2 separate regions of the Homo sapiens genome follow, and region 1 is linked to region 2. Evidence: read pairs that join two places in POLR2A ChIA-PET (ENCODE). Cell type or tissue: GM12878. All regions are shown on one strand. Each heading gives the region's core, and the rest is flanking DNA. Links, peaks and the distances in the headings are about the cores only.

Region 1 (5,770 bases), core at 3,061-5,560, 96 kb after region 2:
AGTGAAACCCCGACTCTACTAAAATACAAAAAATTAGCAGGGCGTGGCCACGTGCGCCTGTAGTCCCAGCTACTTGGGAGGCTGAGGCAGGAGAATCGCTTGAACCCGGGAGGCGGAGGTTGCAATGAGCCGAGATTGCGCCACTGCACTCCAGCCCGAGCAACGGAGCAAGACTCCGTCTCCGGAAAAAAAAAAAAAAGAAATGGCCGGGCGCAGTGGCTCACACCTGTAATCCCAACATTTTAGAAGTCCGAGGCAGGCGGATCACAAGGTCAGGAGTTAGAGACCAGCCTGGCCAACATGGTGAAACCCTGTCTCTACTAAAAATATAAAAATTAACCGGACGTGATGGCGCATGCCTGTCATCCCAGCTACACAGGAAGTTGAGGCACGAGAATCACTTGAATCTGGGAGGCGGAGGTTGCAGTGAGCTGAGATTGCACCAATGCACTCCAGCCTGGGTGACCGATACTCCGTCTCAAAAAAAAAAAAAAGTCATACTCTTCAGCTATCAACCCCTATTGCCCCATTCCCCCAGCCCTGAGCAACCACTAATGTACTTTGTCATTATATATTTGCCTGCTCTGGATATTTCATATATATATGGAATCATATAATATTTGGTCTTTATGATCGGCATCTTTTACTTAGCATAGTGTTTACAAGGTTCATCATGTTGTAGCATCTATCAGTATTTTATTCATTTTTATGACCAAATAATATTTCGTTTTATGAATATACCTCTTTTAGTTTTTTCCATTCATCAGTTGATAGACACTTGTGTTGTTTCCACCTCTTGCCTGTTACGAATGCTGCTTCTATAAACATTATACTTTTTGTGTAAGTTTTTGTTTGTATGTATGTTTTCAATTCTCTCAGGTTTATACCTAGGAGTGGAATCACAGGGTCATATGGTAACTGTATATGTAATTGTCTGGGGAACTGCCAGACTGTTCCAAAGAAACTGCACTATTTTACATTCCCATCAGCAGTATATAAGCGTTTTGATTTCTTTGCGTTCTTGCCAACAGTTGTTATCATCTGACTTTTTGACTCTAGCCATTCTAGTGGTGTGAAGTGGAATCTTGTGGTTTCTATTTGCATTTCCCTGATGACTAATGATGTTGAGCATTGTTTCATGTGCTTGTTGGCCATTTGCATATCTTTTTTGTAGAAATGTCTATTTAAGTTCTTTGCCCATTTTTTAAATAAGTTATTTGTCTTTTTATTATTGAGTTTCACATGTTCCCATATATTCTAGGTTCAGTCCCTTATCAGATACACAAATTGCAAATGCTTTCTCCTATCCTATAGATTTTTTCATTTTCTTAATAGTATTTTTTTTGAAGCACGAAAGTTTTTAATTTTGATGAAGTCAAAGTTATCCTTTTTTTTTTTTTTGCCTTTTGTTTCTTGTACTTTTGGGGTTATATTTAAGATTCCATTGCCAAGTCCAGAGTCATGAAGATTTTCCCCTGTGTTTTCCACTAAGAGTTTTATAATCTTAGCTTTTAGGTCTTTGATCCATTTTGAATTAACATTTGTAAATGGCATGAGGTAAAAGTCCAACTTTATTCTTTTGCTTGTAAATATCCAGTTATTCCAGCACCATTTGTTGAAGAGACTATTCTTTCACCCTTTGAATGGTCTTGGCACTCTTGTTGAAAATCAGTTTATCATAGACAAATGGATTCATTTCTTCTGGACTCAGTTCTCTTCCATTGGTCTATATGTGTATCCTTACATTAATACCACACTATCTTCCTTACTTAGAGCAAGTTTTGAAATCAGGAAGTATGCGGCCTCCTAATTTGTTGTTTGTTTTCCCAGATTGTTTTGGTTACTCTGATCTGTTGCAATTCAATATGAATTTTAGAATCAGCTTATCAATTCCTACAGAGAACCCAGATTGGATTCTGATAGGGATTGCATTAAAGATCAGTTTTGGGATTAATGCTATCTTAATAACATTAAGTCTTTAAATCCATTCACATGGAATGTTTTTCCATTTATTTAGGTGTTTTTAAATTTCAGCAATATTTGGTGGTTTTTATGGGGCAAGTTTTACATTTCTTTTGATAAATTTATTACTAAGTACTTTATTATTTTTGATGCTATTGTAAATTAACTTGTTCCCTTAATTTCATTTTTGAATTGTTCATTGCAAGAGAATAGAAGTACTACTGATTTTTGTATTGATTGTATCCTGAAACCTTGCTGAACTCATTTATTGGCTTTCTTGCAGATTTTGGGGAGGATTTTCTATATATAAGATTATGTTTGTGAATCAGGATAGTTTTGCTACTACCTTTCCAGTCTGGATACCTCTTCTTCCTTTTTCTTGTCTAACTGCCCTGGCTAGAACCTTCAGTACAATGTTGAATAGAAGTGCTGAGAGCAGATATCCTTGTCTTGTTCCTGATCGTAGGTGGAAAGCATCCAGTATTTCACTGTTAAGAATGATGTTTGTTGTGGGTTTTTTGTAAATGTTCTTTCCAGGTGGGGGAACTTCCAAATGTTTTTTATCATGAAAGGATGTTAATGGAACTGCTTTTTCTATTAGCTATGGAGATGATCATTTAGTTTTTGGGTTTTATTCTATTGATATGGTATATTAATTGATTTTTGAATGTTAAACCACCCTTGTATTCCTGGAATAAATCTCACTTGGTCATCGTGAATAATCTTTTTAATACATTACAGGATTCCATTTGCTAAGAATTTTTTGGAGGATTTTGTGTCCATATTCAAAAAATATATTGGTCATTTTCTTCTCTTGTAATTTTTTTTTGGTTTTGGTATTGGGGTAATACTAGCCACATAGTATAAGGGGAAAAGTTCCGTCTTCTGTGTTTTGAAAGAGTTTATGAAGAGCTGGTATTAACTCTTCTTTAAGTGGTATGATTTTAAGCAGTGAAGCCATCTGGGCCTGGGCTTTTTATTTCATTGTAGTTTTTAAATCATTAATCCAATTTATTTAGGGATTGCATTGACTCTAAAGATCAGTTTGGGGGTTAATGCTATCTTAATGACATTAAGTCTTTCAATCTGTGCACATCCATCCATGTTGTATGTCTATTAATAGTATTTCTTCTTGAGTCAGTTCTGATAGTTTATGTCTTTCTAGGAATTTGTCCCTTTCACTTAAATTATCTAATATATTGGCCTATAATTGTTCACAGTATTCCTCTGTAATCCTTTTTATTTCTCTAAGGTCAGTAGTATTGCCTTCTTTCATTTCTGATTCTAGTAAATTGAGTTTGTTGTTTTTTTCTTGGTCAGTCTAGCTATAAGTTTTCTTAATCTTTTCAAGGAACCGGCTTCTGGTTTCATTGATTTTCTCCATTCTCTTGTCTGTTTAATTGATTTCTGCTCTAATCTTTATTTTTCCCTTCCTCTGTTTGCTTTATGTTTAGTTTTCTCTTTTTTTTTTACAGTTAGGTTATTAATTTGTGGTCTTTCTTATTTTCTTTTTTAAATATAGGCATTTACAACTATAAAATTTCCTCTAAGAAATGTTTTAACTGCATCCCGTAAGTTTTGTTATATTGTATCTTTCATTTATCTCAAAGTATTTTCTAATTTTGTTTTTGGTTTCTTTGGCCCATTTGTTATTTAGGGTATGTTGTTTATTTCCTGATTTTCTTTTATATTTAAGTCCATATTCTACATGGAATTGATTTTTGTGTAGACTGAAGCAGAGGTCAAATTTTATTTTTTTTTCCATGAGAATAACTCATTGTTTCAGACCATTTATTGAAAAGATCAGTCTTTTCCTACTATTCCGCCACCTTTGGAAAATAATTCCAGTGTTTAGATATGTCTGCTTCTGAACTCTGTATTCTGTTGATCCATTTGTGTATCCTTGCCCTCAATGCCATACGGCCTTAATTACTACAGATTTGTAATCAAGTTTCACATGTAGTGGGTCTAGCAAGTTTTGCCATCTTGTTAGTGTTCTTCAAGGGTGTCTTGGCTATTCTTGGCTCTTTATCTTTCAGTATGAATTCTAAAACAAGCCTGCCAAATCCAAACACAAAAACAAACCTGTCAGGATTTTAATTGTATTGCTTTGAATCCATGGATGAGTTGGGAGATAATTGATAGTTTTAAATTAAGTCTTTAAAACCATGAATATGGTATCTTTCTCCATTTATTTAGATCTTTAATTTCTTTTTTTTTTTTTTTTTTTTTTTTGAGACGAAGTTTTGCTCTTGTTGCCCAGGCTGGAGTGCAGTGGCGTGATCTTGCCTCACTGCAACCTCCACCTCTTGGGTTCCAGCGATTCTCCTGCCTCAGCCTCCTGAGTAGCTGGGATTACAGACATCCGCCACCACACCCTGCTAATCTTTGGATTTTTAGTAGAGATGGGGTTTTACCATGTTAGCCAGGCTGGTCTTGAACTCCTGACCTCAGGTGATCCACCTGCCTGGGCCTCCCAAAGTGCTGGGATTACAGGTGTGAGCCACCGTGCCCGGCCAGACCTTTAAGTTCTTTTAGTCAGGTTTTGTGCTTTTTTTTGTATTGGATTTTTTTTTTTTTTTTTTTTTTTAGACAAGCTCTGGCTCTTTCACCCAGCCTAGATGGAGTGCAGTGGCTGGATCATGGCTTACTATAACCTCTGCCTTCCATGTTTGAGTGATCTTTGTGCCTCAGCCTCCCAAGTAGCTGGGACTACAGGTGTATGCCACTGTGTCCAACTAATTTTTTAAACTTTTTAAATAGAGACAGGTCTCACTACATTGCTAAGGTTGGTCTTGAACTCCTGGGCTCAAGCGATCCGCCTGCCTTGGCTTCCCAAAACAGTGAGATTACAGGCATAAGCCACCATGCTTTGCCTTTGTATTGGTCTTTTTATGTGTTTTGTTAGATTTGCTTCTAGCTATCTTAATGTATCTCTGTATATTGATGTTTTTCTATATATATAATCAGTGAAGTAAGATATCTAGTCATTCATTTACTCACCAAGTGATTGCAGTGGGGTGACAGGGACAGTGGGGGGTGTGGTGGTGGGTTGCCAAAGCATGAGGAGTATGCAACAGAATCTAAGAAATCATACCTACCCGGCCAGGCACAGTGGCTCATGCCTGTAATCCCAGCACTTTGGGAAGCAGAGGCAGGCAGATCACTTGAGGTCAGGAGTTCCACACCAGCCTGGCCAACATGGTGAAATCCCATCTCTACTAAAAATACAAAAATTAGCCAGGCATGGTGGCATGCACCTGTAATCCCAGCTACTTGGGAGGCTGAGGCAGGAGAATCGCTTGAACCTGGGAGGCAGAGGTTGCAGTGAGCCAAGATTGCGCCACTGCACTCCAGCCTGGGCGACAGAGCTAGACGCCATCTCAAAAAAAAAAAACCAACAAAGTAAAAAAAGAAATATCCTTGTAAGGTTTTTTATCTCAAAGGAAAAGCTTTTGATGATATTTCATCATTAAGAAATGGCATTTCATCATTAAGTATGATGTTTAATGTAGATTTTTAAAGATATCCTTTATCAGATTAAGGAACTTCCCTTGTAGTGTTAGTTTGCTAAGAGGTTTTATAAGGATCAGATGTTGAAGTATAGCATGTTGTATTCTTCATCTATTAAGACGGTCATATCATTTTCCTTTATTCTTGTGGCAAATTATTTGAAGTATTTTCTATTGTTAAATCAACTTTAGGCTGGACATGGTGGCTCACGTCTGTAATCCCAGCACTTTGGGAGGCTGAGATAGGCGGATCATTTGAGGTCAGGAGTTTGAGACCAGCCCGGACAACACAGTGA
Region 2 (8,740 bases), core at 2,632-5,131:
CATGATCACACCACTGCACTCTAACCTGCATGCAGAGTGAGACTCTTTCTCAAAGAAAAAAAAAATTTAGAGGTGATGGTAGTAACAATATTGTTACCACTACTACAAATACGTTACAAAGATAGTAAAATATTGACAGTGTTTAAGTTGGATGATAGGTACTCAGGGGTTTATTATCAATTCTTTGTACTTTATGTTTGAAATTTTCCATGATCAAAACAATTACATTTTTTTTTTTTTTTTTTTTTTTTGAGACGGAGTCTCCCTCTGTTGCCCAGGCTGGAGTGCAGTGGCGCGATCTCGGCTCACTGCAAGCTCCGCCTCCCGGGTTCACGCCATTCTCCTGCCTCAGCCTCCCGAGTAGCTGGGACTACAGGCGCCCGCCACCACGCCCGGCTAATTTTTTTGTTATTTTTAGTAGAGATGGGGTTTCACCGTGTTAGCCAGGATGGTCTCGATCTCCTGACCTCGTGATCCGCCCACCTCAGCCTCCCACAGTGCTGGGATTACAGACGTGAGCCACCGCGCCCGGCCAACAATTACATTTTAAAAAATAAATGCTTGAAGGAAAAAACTCTTTAAAGAAGAAGGTGACTCATTAGAATGAGAAAGATTGGCCCCAGTTTATCTCTATTTTAAGGTCAGGTTTCCATTCTGGATTTGTATAACATGGGATAGACTGAATGAATATGTTGTAAGATGCCCATGAACAGTGACGTGTGCCGTAGTTCACTTCTATGTCCCACTGTAGTTCAGGATAGTACCCCAGCCCTTATTCTATCCTACAGCAAGTGTGTCTCCTTGGGCTAGTGAGAGCAGGATTAAATTTGGTTCTCTGCATGACCCACCCCCCACCCTCCCCCACTAACATGTTTTTCTAATTTATTTTTTTTATTCATGTGGCTGTTTATTATCACTATGTGCCATGCATTATACAAACTATTCCAAGACAGCCTGGGCAACCTGGAGAAACCGTGTCTCTATTAAAAAATAAAAAAATTAGTCAGGTGTAGCGGTGTGCACCCATAGTCCTAGTTACTTGGGTGACTGCAGTGGGAGGATCACCCGAGTCCGAGAGGTTGAGGCTGCAGTGAGCTGTGATTGCGCCACTGCACCCCAGCAACCTAACCCCCAACCCCCCCCCCCCCCACAAAAAAACACCAAAATATTTCAAGAGCTCTGAGGAGCTGATAATTGAGGTTGGTGGGGAGGGAGGGGGAAGGGAGGAGGAGGGAAGGTTGTGCTAGAGACATTTACATAAGTAACTGTATTACAAGGTAGAAGTGGGTAAGTACTATAAGGGAATCTCGAGTGTTGGAGAATTGGAGGAGAATCACAAGGAATGTTATAGTATGGGAAAGTGGCATTCCAGCTAAATCGTGAGGGGTGCTGTATTCATGTGAATGACGGGAAGGAGTATTCCTGGAGAGGGGAAGAGCAAATGGAAAAGCACGAAGCAACTCTGACATATGGAAGTTCTTGAGATCGACAATGGCTGACTACAGGAGCTATCTGGAAATGCCACAAAGCAATTTTTTCCCCTAGAAATACATGTGCACAGAAAGAACCATCCAGCTTGGCGTCAAGGTTTACTATGCTTTCCACAGTTCCTGCTGTCTGGAAGGGCCATAAAGCATGGTCTCACTAGTTGAGACTAACTGGGAGTATCTGAATTGTTAAAAAATCAAAATTACCGGAACTTTAAAAAAAAAAATGCAGTTTTGTTGCTTTAAGGAAAGACAGTTCCAACACACTTTTGTGAAGACATCCTGCCAGAACGATTGTAACGATTGTAACGAATGGAAAGCAGCTCTGATGATCTCATTCATTGGCTGAATGTGAACAGCCCCTCCCCATCCTCCTACTCTGCCTTTTTCCCCCACCTAACATTTGTCAGGAACTGAAATAGTTATTGCCTCATCCACCAGAATGTAAGCTCCCGTGAGGGCATGAGATTTACTCCTCTCTTCCCTAAACCCTGAAATATTCTTTTTACTTTATTAATTTGAATATTTAAACTACAGGAAGGGGCCAAGTGCAGTGGCTCATGCCTGTCATCCCAGCACTTTGGGAGGCTGAGGCAGGTGGATCACCTGAGGTCAAGAGTTCGAGACCAGCCTGGCCCTCACGGTGAAACCCTGTCTCTATTAAAAATACAAAAATTAGCTGAGCATAGTGCCATGTGCCTGTAGTCCCAGCTACTCAGGAGGCTGAGGCAGGAGAATCACTTCAACCAGGGAGGCAGAGGTTGCAGTGAGCCGAAATTGTGCCACTACACTCCAACCTGGGTGACAGAGTAAGACTCTGTCAAAAAAAAAAAAAAAATTTACTGAAAGGGACTTTAGATAGCTACACCAATCAGATTCTAATTCTTGGGAAATCAACTTGAGAAATTCAGAGAAAATTAGGCAGTTAGTGGCAGAAGATAAGGCTGAAGAGATATGCAGGTTGGAATTATGAATTAGAATTAAGTCAACTTAATTATATATATAGTTACTAAGTCTATTAATAGCAGGGGAATAAAAATAATAATAACCAGAGCAGTTAACATTTTCTGAACACCTGATCAGTGTTCGGAATGTGTTACCCAAGCAACCGTGAGGAAGGTATTATTATTAAGCCCATTTTACAGATGAGGATATACAGAGTGATTCATTTGTCCAAATCCACACAGCTAATGGGTGGCAAGGTGGAATTTGAACCTAGGTGAGCTAGATCCAGCATCCAGGCTGTTAACCTGGTCCCAAGAAAGAATCTTTGACTCTAGGCTGCTGCAGTTCTAAAGCAGAATAGGAAGCAACTCCCCTTCCTGAGGCCCTGATATAGCTCAGTTTCCATTCTTAGATTCTTGCGAGTTGTTTTCCATATGACTTCATAGTTATTTATCTTTTTAGTAACTTCCTTTTTCATCAAATAGCTTGAATTCTTACAACCAAAAGAACCTAGTTAGAACACCTTGATTTTATACTTCTCTTGAAGCCTGTTTTATGTAATCACACATCACCCAGAAAAAAAATATCCAACTCCAAAAATGTTCATGAACAATGTAGAGTTTACTGAGCAGTTCACAAGGAGAGTTACAATGAATCCCCCACAGCAACATTTCCTTTAAAATCCCTTCAATCAATATTATCTCTCACCAAAACCCTTGCTCTAACAGCTAGCTCATCCCTTTTTTCTATCTCTTTCTCCGCCCCTCATCCTCTATAAATCGTGTAGGAAAACAAAAGACACCCAAAAGAATCCACAGCAAAGCCAGGCACGGTGGCTCATGCCTGTAATCCCAGCACTTTGGGAGACTGAGGTAGGAGGATCACTTGAGCTCAGGAGTTCAAGACCAGCCTGGGCAACAAAGTGAGACCCCCTCTAAAAAAAAAAAAAAAAAAAAGAATCCACAGCAAAACAAAAACCCAGTATATATGATTATTCCTTAGGTGTACTGCATCAATCCAGCTCTTCACAGCTGGAGAAGCTAAAGCCCAGAGTATTTAGGAGACTCGCTCAGACTTCCCTTTCAGAAAGAAAATTCATTTTCCGATCTAGTATCCTTTCAGTCACACCATGCTGCTTAACAAGCATCTTACTCATCGATAATGCAAATGGAAACTGCAGAGTAATGCAAACAGGAACTTTTCAGGAAAACAGGCTCCAGATTCACGAGTGACTTGATGAGCCCAGGGCATGAACATCTCAAGCATCTGTCAGCAAACAGCTGCTTCAGAACACTTACTCTGGCCCTCTCTTCATCTGCTGCACATACCACTGAGGCACAAATGTTGGTCTTCTGATGACATCCTTTTGAGTTTTGGAAGCTATGTTTGTCTGAATCATCCCTTTGGACAGAAAAAAAAATAAAAGCAGTGAGAATCAAGATCAGCCCTAGAAAATGACTTCTTGTTATTTTGCAGAGGCTATTTACACGGCAAATATTCAAGACTGACCTGTATGTATACGAATAGAGAAAATCCTTTGGGATGAGAATTGCTCACAGTAAAAGACTTGTATCCTTCACTGCCATTAGTAGAAGGCTCAAAGCAAAGGAGTGAATGAATATTCAGGAATTAATCTCATCTTTAAATCCAAGTTGGATGGTAAAAGAGGAGAGCTGGGGCAGCCAAATAACAAGACACCATCCTTTCAAGCTTCCCTACACCAGACATCAGTGATTACGGGTTGGAATCTGGTAGCTGTCTTGAAGGGTTCTTTTCTACATCAAGTGTGAAATATCATTTTCAATTCATGCCGTAAACCTCAGTCCAAACTGTAACCAGAGTGAACCCTTCAGAAAGTAAGTCATAATACATTGCTAGTGAGAGTGTAAAATGAAACCACCACGTTGGAAAACAGTTTGGTGGTTTCTTATACAGTTAAATATGCACTCCTATGTGATTTAGCAATCCCATTTCTGGGTATTTACCCAAGAGAAATGAAAACCTGTATCCACACAAAGATGTGCACGTGAATGCTCACAGCAGCGTTATTATGATAACCAAAAAGGAGAAATAACCTAAGTGTCCATCAGCTGGTAAACAAATAAACTATGGAATAGCCTTACAATAACTTATTACTTATTCCTCAGTGATAAAAGAGGAACAACTACTATACATGCAACAACGCGGTTGAGTCTAAAAAACATTATTCCAGAGTGAAAGAAGTCAGCCACATGCAATGTGCCTACTGCAAGCGTTTATTAATATCAAATTCTAGAACAGGTAAAACAGGGACAGAAAGCAAATCAGCAATAGCCTGTGATGGGGATAAAGTGAGGTGTATGTGGTGTTGCTGGGGAAACTGATTGCAAAGAGACATAAGGAAACTTTCGGGATTGATGGAAATGTTCTATATCCTGCTTAGGGTGGTGGTTACACGCATTTGTCAATACTCATCCAACTGCACTCTTAAAATATGAAACAAACATAAACCACACACACACACACACACACACAAAGCAAATCAGATCATGCCACAACACTGCTCAAAATCTTCCCGGGACCTCCGCCTAATAAAATATCCAAGTTTCTATCACTGCTCTCATCTCTTACAGACCATCTACCTGTTCTGTGAAACTTCAAGCTGGTCTGTACCTTCCAGCCTTAGCCTTAGTTCTTCCTCCTCCTGGAGCGCCCTCCTTCCCACAGGCAGAGGCTGGTCTATAAAAGTAAGTGCTGTCCCACTGACTCCTCCATTTTCTGGCTGCTTCCTTGCACTGTTTCATTTTCTCCACCGTTTCATTTTCTCAGTAACTGTTACCACTTTCTGAAATGGCCTGACTTGTTTACTTGACCATTGTCTCTCACCACCCTTTTGAATACAGGCTCGAAGAGCAACTTCATCACTGTATCCCAGCACCCACAACAGGAGCCAGTACACAGCTGGCACTCAGATACTAGCTTAATGCATGACAGAATACACTTGCAGTCTAGTTCAGGAATAGAAAAAGGCGGACGGGTGCAGTGGCTCACGCCTGTAATCCCAACACTTTGGGAGGCTGAGGCAGGTGGATCACGAGGTCAGGAGTTTGAGACCATCCTGGCTAACACAGTGAAACCCCATCTCTACTAAAAATACAAAAAATTAACCAGGTGTGGTAGCACACACCTGTAGTCCCAGCTACTTGGGAGGCTGAGGCAAGATAATTGCTTGAACCTGGGAGGCAGAGGTTGCAGTGAGCCGAGATTGCGCCTTTGCACTCCAGCCTGGTGACAAAGCGAGACTCTGTCTCAAAAAAAAAAAAAAAAAAAAAAAAGAAAGAAAGAAAGAAAAAGAAAAGAAAAGAAAAAGCCATCTGGAACACTAGGAACCCATAAATTGCTCTGAACTGGTTTCTATGAACCAAACAAACAGAAGTAGCTGGACAAATTGCTCTAGATTCAGGAACAAAGTCTATTGGCTCTCATCTCTCCACCACCCTTTTAAACCATAAAAACAATACAATACCACCTAAGAATTTTTTTAATTTAAGTCATTTTTAATTCTACCACCCAATAGAAGAGATTTTAATTTTTCTTTATTATCTTCCAGTCGGCCCACATGCATGCATTGCTGCAATTATCATGCACATTGATTTTTGTGTTTTTTTTAACTTTCCTATTTTAAATATAAACAAAATTTCAGAAACATAAATTTGGGGTTCTGGCTGAGCACTATGGCTCATGCCTGTAATCGAAGCATTTTGGGAGGTTGAGGTGGGAGGATCGCTTGAGCTCAGGAGTTTAAAATCAGCCTGGGCAACAAAGTGAGATCCCCATCTGTACAAAAAAATTTTTAAATTAGCTGGGCATGGTGGCATGAACCTATACTCCCAGTTAGTTGGGAGGCTGAGGTGACAGGATCGCTTGAGCCAGGGAGGTTGAGGCTGCAGTGAGCCGTGATGGCATCACCGCACTCTAGCCTGAGTGATGGCGTGGGACCCTGTCTCAAAAAAAAAAAAAAAAAAAAAAAGTGTTCTGCCTTTTTCATTTAACAACACCAAATTTTGCTCTTCCTATCTAGTTTTCATAATCAAAATCTTTAACAAGTGCCAGATACGCCACTGAAATTTAATACCCTAATTTATTTAGTCACCACTGCACTGGTACAGACTGGTCCTACTTTTAGTACTATAGGTACTGGTTTTGGTCTAGTATTCTTCGGTCACACCATGCTGCTTAACAAGCACCTTACTTTATGCCTATAGCTTTTCTCCCCCCTTCTTCTAGTGAATTATTTCCTAAGAAAGGTTCCTAAGGGAATGAAAAGACAAACATATTAGCATATTTTAATGTCACTTGACATGTACTGCCAGACTGTTTTTCCAAATACTTGGTATAATGGTCCTTGTAAAAGCTACGTCATCTAAGGCCCACTAAGCGGTACAGGATCCAACTGCAGGTACCATCTGCGAATTCAGGGACCTCAGAAAGGCTCCTTTACCTCTTCCAAAGCACCTGCAAGTCCCGAAAGGGCAAGCACTTGATCATGTGCAGGGGGTGCCCAATGGGATGGTACCTTCAGAAGGAGGGCAGTTCCTGCCCTGATATCTAACTAAACACAGCAGGTAGATTGGCGGCAGCTCACCAGAAGACCTTTCTATAGTAGCTCCAATAAACACGGTGGAAGGCAAAGTACTTTAATCAATGTGATGATGGAACTACTGACCTAGATGATAAACCCTAAAAGAAACAGCAAGTTTCTAAAACTCTGAAGGTGCCCAAAAGCCCAAGGCCTCTACCGTAGTCACCAGCACCTGAAATATTGCCTCTCCCTGGGCAGCTGCCCACCCAGAATCAGAAACAGCATGGCAGAGCTGGAAGTACCCCCAAGACTACTTAGTTTGAGCCCCTGATTTTGCAGTTGAGAGAAGTGGGCCTAGATAGGCCAGGTGCCCCTCCTAGGGTGGCAGAGCAAGTGTTCGTCACAGCCAGAGCTCTAGAACACAGGTCTTCTGATGGCCACTAGCTTGCACTCCACCGCCTTGCTAAATCTTGACCTTGACCCTGGCCATAGCAATGCATACCCACTCTGCTCCCACTCCCACGTGTACACTGCAGGCGGATTTCAATGACACACAACACTGCCAAACACAGAAACCCACCTTGGAAACTCAGCTCATAGTTCCGTGAGCCCGCCTGAAATGGCACAACTCCCCTCGGACAGGATTGATAGAGAGACTCCAGGTATGAAGAGTCGACGTTTGAATTTTTCCGTTTGTCTTTCTAATTGGAAAAAAAATAAAAGGTAAAGTCAGGGTAGGCTTTTAGGAAATCTCTACTGTTATATGATTTCGTTTTAGCAATGAGATGTGAACAGGAGTGCATTTTGCTTCCCAAACCAGATTGTAAAAGCTTCCAGCTCAGGGCTATGTCACAGACTTCTGTGGTCTTCTCTATCATGGTACCCTAGAGAGAGAAGTCTATCCTGCAGAAACTCACTACACACTTGGGGGAGGCCTGAGAAGTGTAGCTGTTTGCAATACTCTTTTACAGCCTTCCATAAAATATGAGCCAAATATACAGAGCAACTTGCATCCCCTCTTTTCTGATGCCACGCCGGCATCTGTCATCTAACAGAATCTGACACTGACTCTTACATGAAATAGAACATCGTGGGCTATTCTAGCCACGCACGGTTTACAGTAGTCGTGAAGGGAAGTAAAGAAAGACCATCTGGTCCTCGTCCAAACTCCAATAGTTGCAGTGTTCAAATATAAATAACCTAACCCTCTCCTCTGCCCTGAACCAGAGTAAGTAAACAAAATTGGCCGAGCCTCCTGCTAGCCAACTAACTGAAAATGCACTTGGATTTGCCACTAACTGGAGCTATAATGAAAGGGATGAGGTGGCCGGGTGCAGTGGCTCACACCTGTAATCCTAGCACTTTGGGAGGCTGAGGCAGGTGGATCACGAGGTCAAGAGATCGAGACCATCCTGGCCAACATGGTGAAACCCTGTCTCTACTAAAAATTCAAAAATTAGCTGGACGTGGTGGCATGCACCTGTAGTCCCAGCTACTCGGGAGGCTGAGACAGGAGAATCGCTTAAACTCGGGGGGCGGAGGTTGCAGTGAGCCAAGATCGTGCCACTGCAGAGCCTGGCGACAGAGCAAGACTCTGTCAAAAAAAGAAAGAAAAGGAAAGAAGGGATAAGGCATAACCCCCAAATGTAAAGCTATAATCTCTAGTCTCAAAGCATATAGAAAGCATGCAAACATCAGAATGTGTAGGTAAAAGGGAAATGAGTTGATTTTAGCAAGGGGCAGGCTA

The links. ChIA-PET counts read pairs that join two places held together with the same protein. Peaks named below come from ENCODE experiments on the same cell type or tissue, not always from the same donor. Only the 100,000 strongest peaks of a DNase experiment are listed, where the experiment ranks them.
Region 1: POLR2A ChIA-PET joins it to region 2 with 5 read pairs; 2 of 35 experiments call an interaction of 5 or more read pairs at or near these places.

What each region holds. Positions count from the first base shown.
Region 1 is chr7:139,152,967-139,158,736 of GRCh38, forward strand. All of the region lies in intron 7 of IFT56 (intraflagellar transport 56), which reads left to right. Among named protein-coding and RNA genes, the nearest start is that of IFT56, 22 kb to the left of the region's middle. In GM12878, for the core only: no CTCF peak of the experiment used is centred there; no DNase peak of the experiment used is centred there.
Region 2 is chr7:139,057,306-139,066,045 of GRCh38, forward strand. It overlaps ZC3HAV1 (zinc finger CCCH-type containing, antiviral 1), which reads right to left. Exons shown (of 13, transcript NM_020119.4): 8 at 7,574-7,694; 9 at 3,731-3,833. Among named protein-coding and RNA genes, the nearest start is that of MIR10399, 18 kb to the left of the region's middle. In GM12878, for the core only: no CTCF peak of the experiment used is centred there; no DNase peak of the experiment used is centred there; H3K27ac peaks cover 192 bases.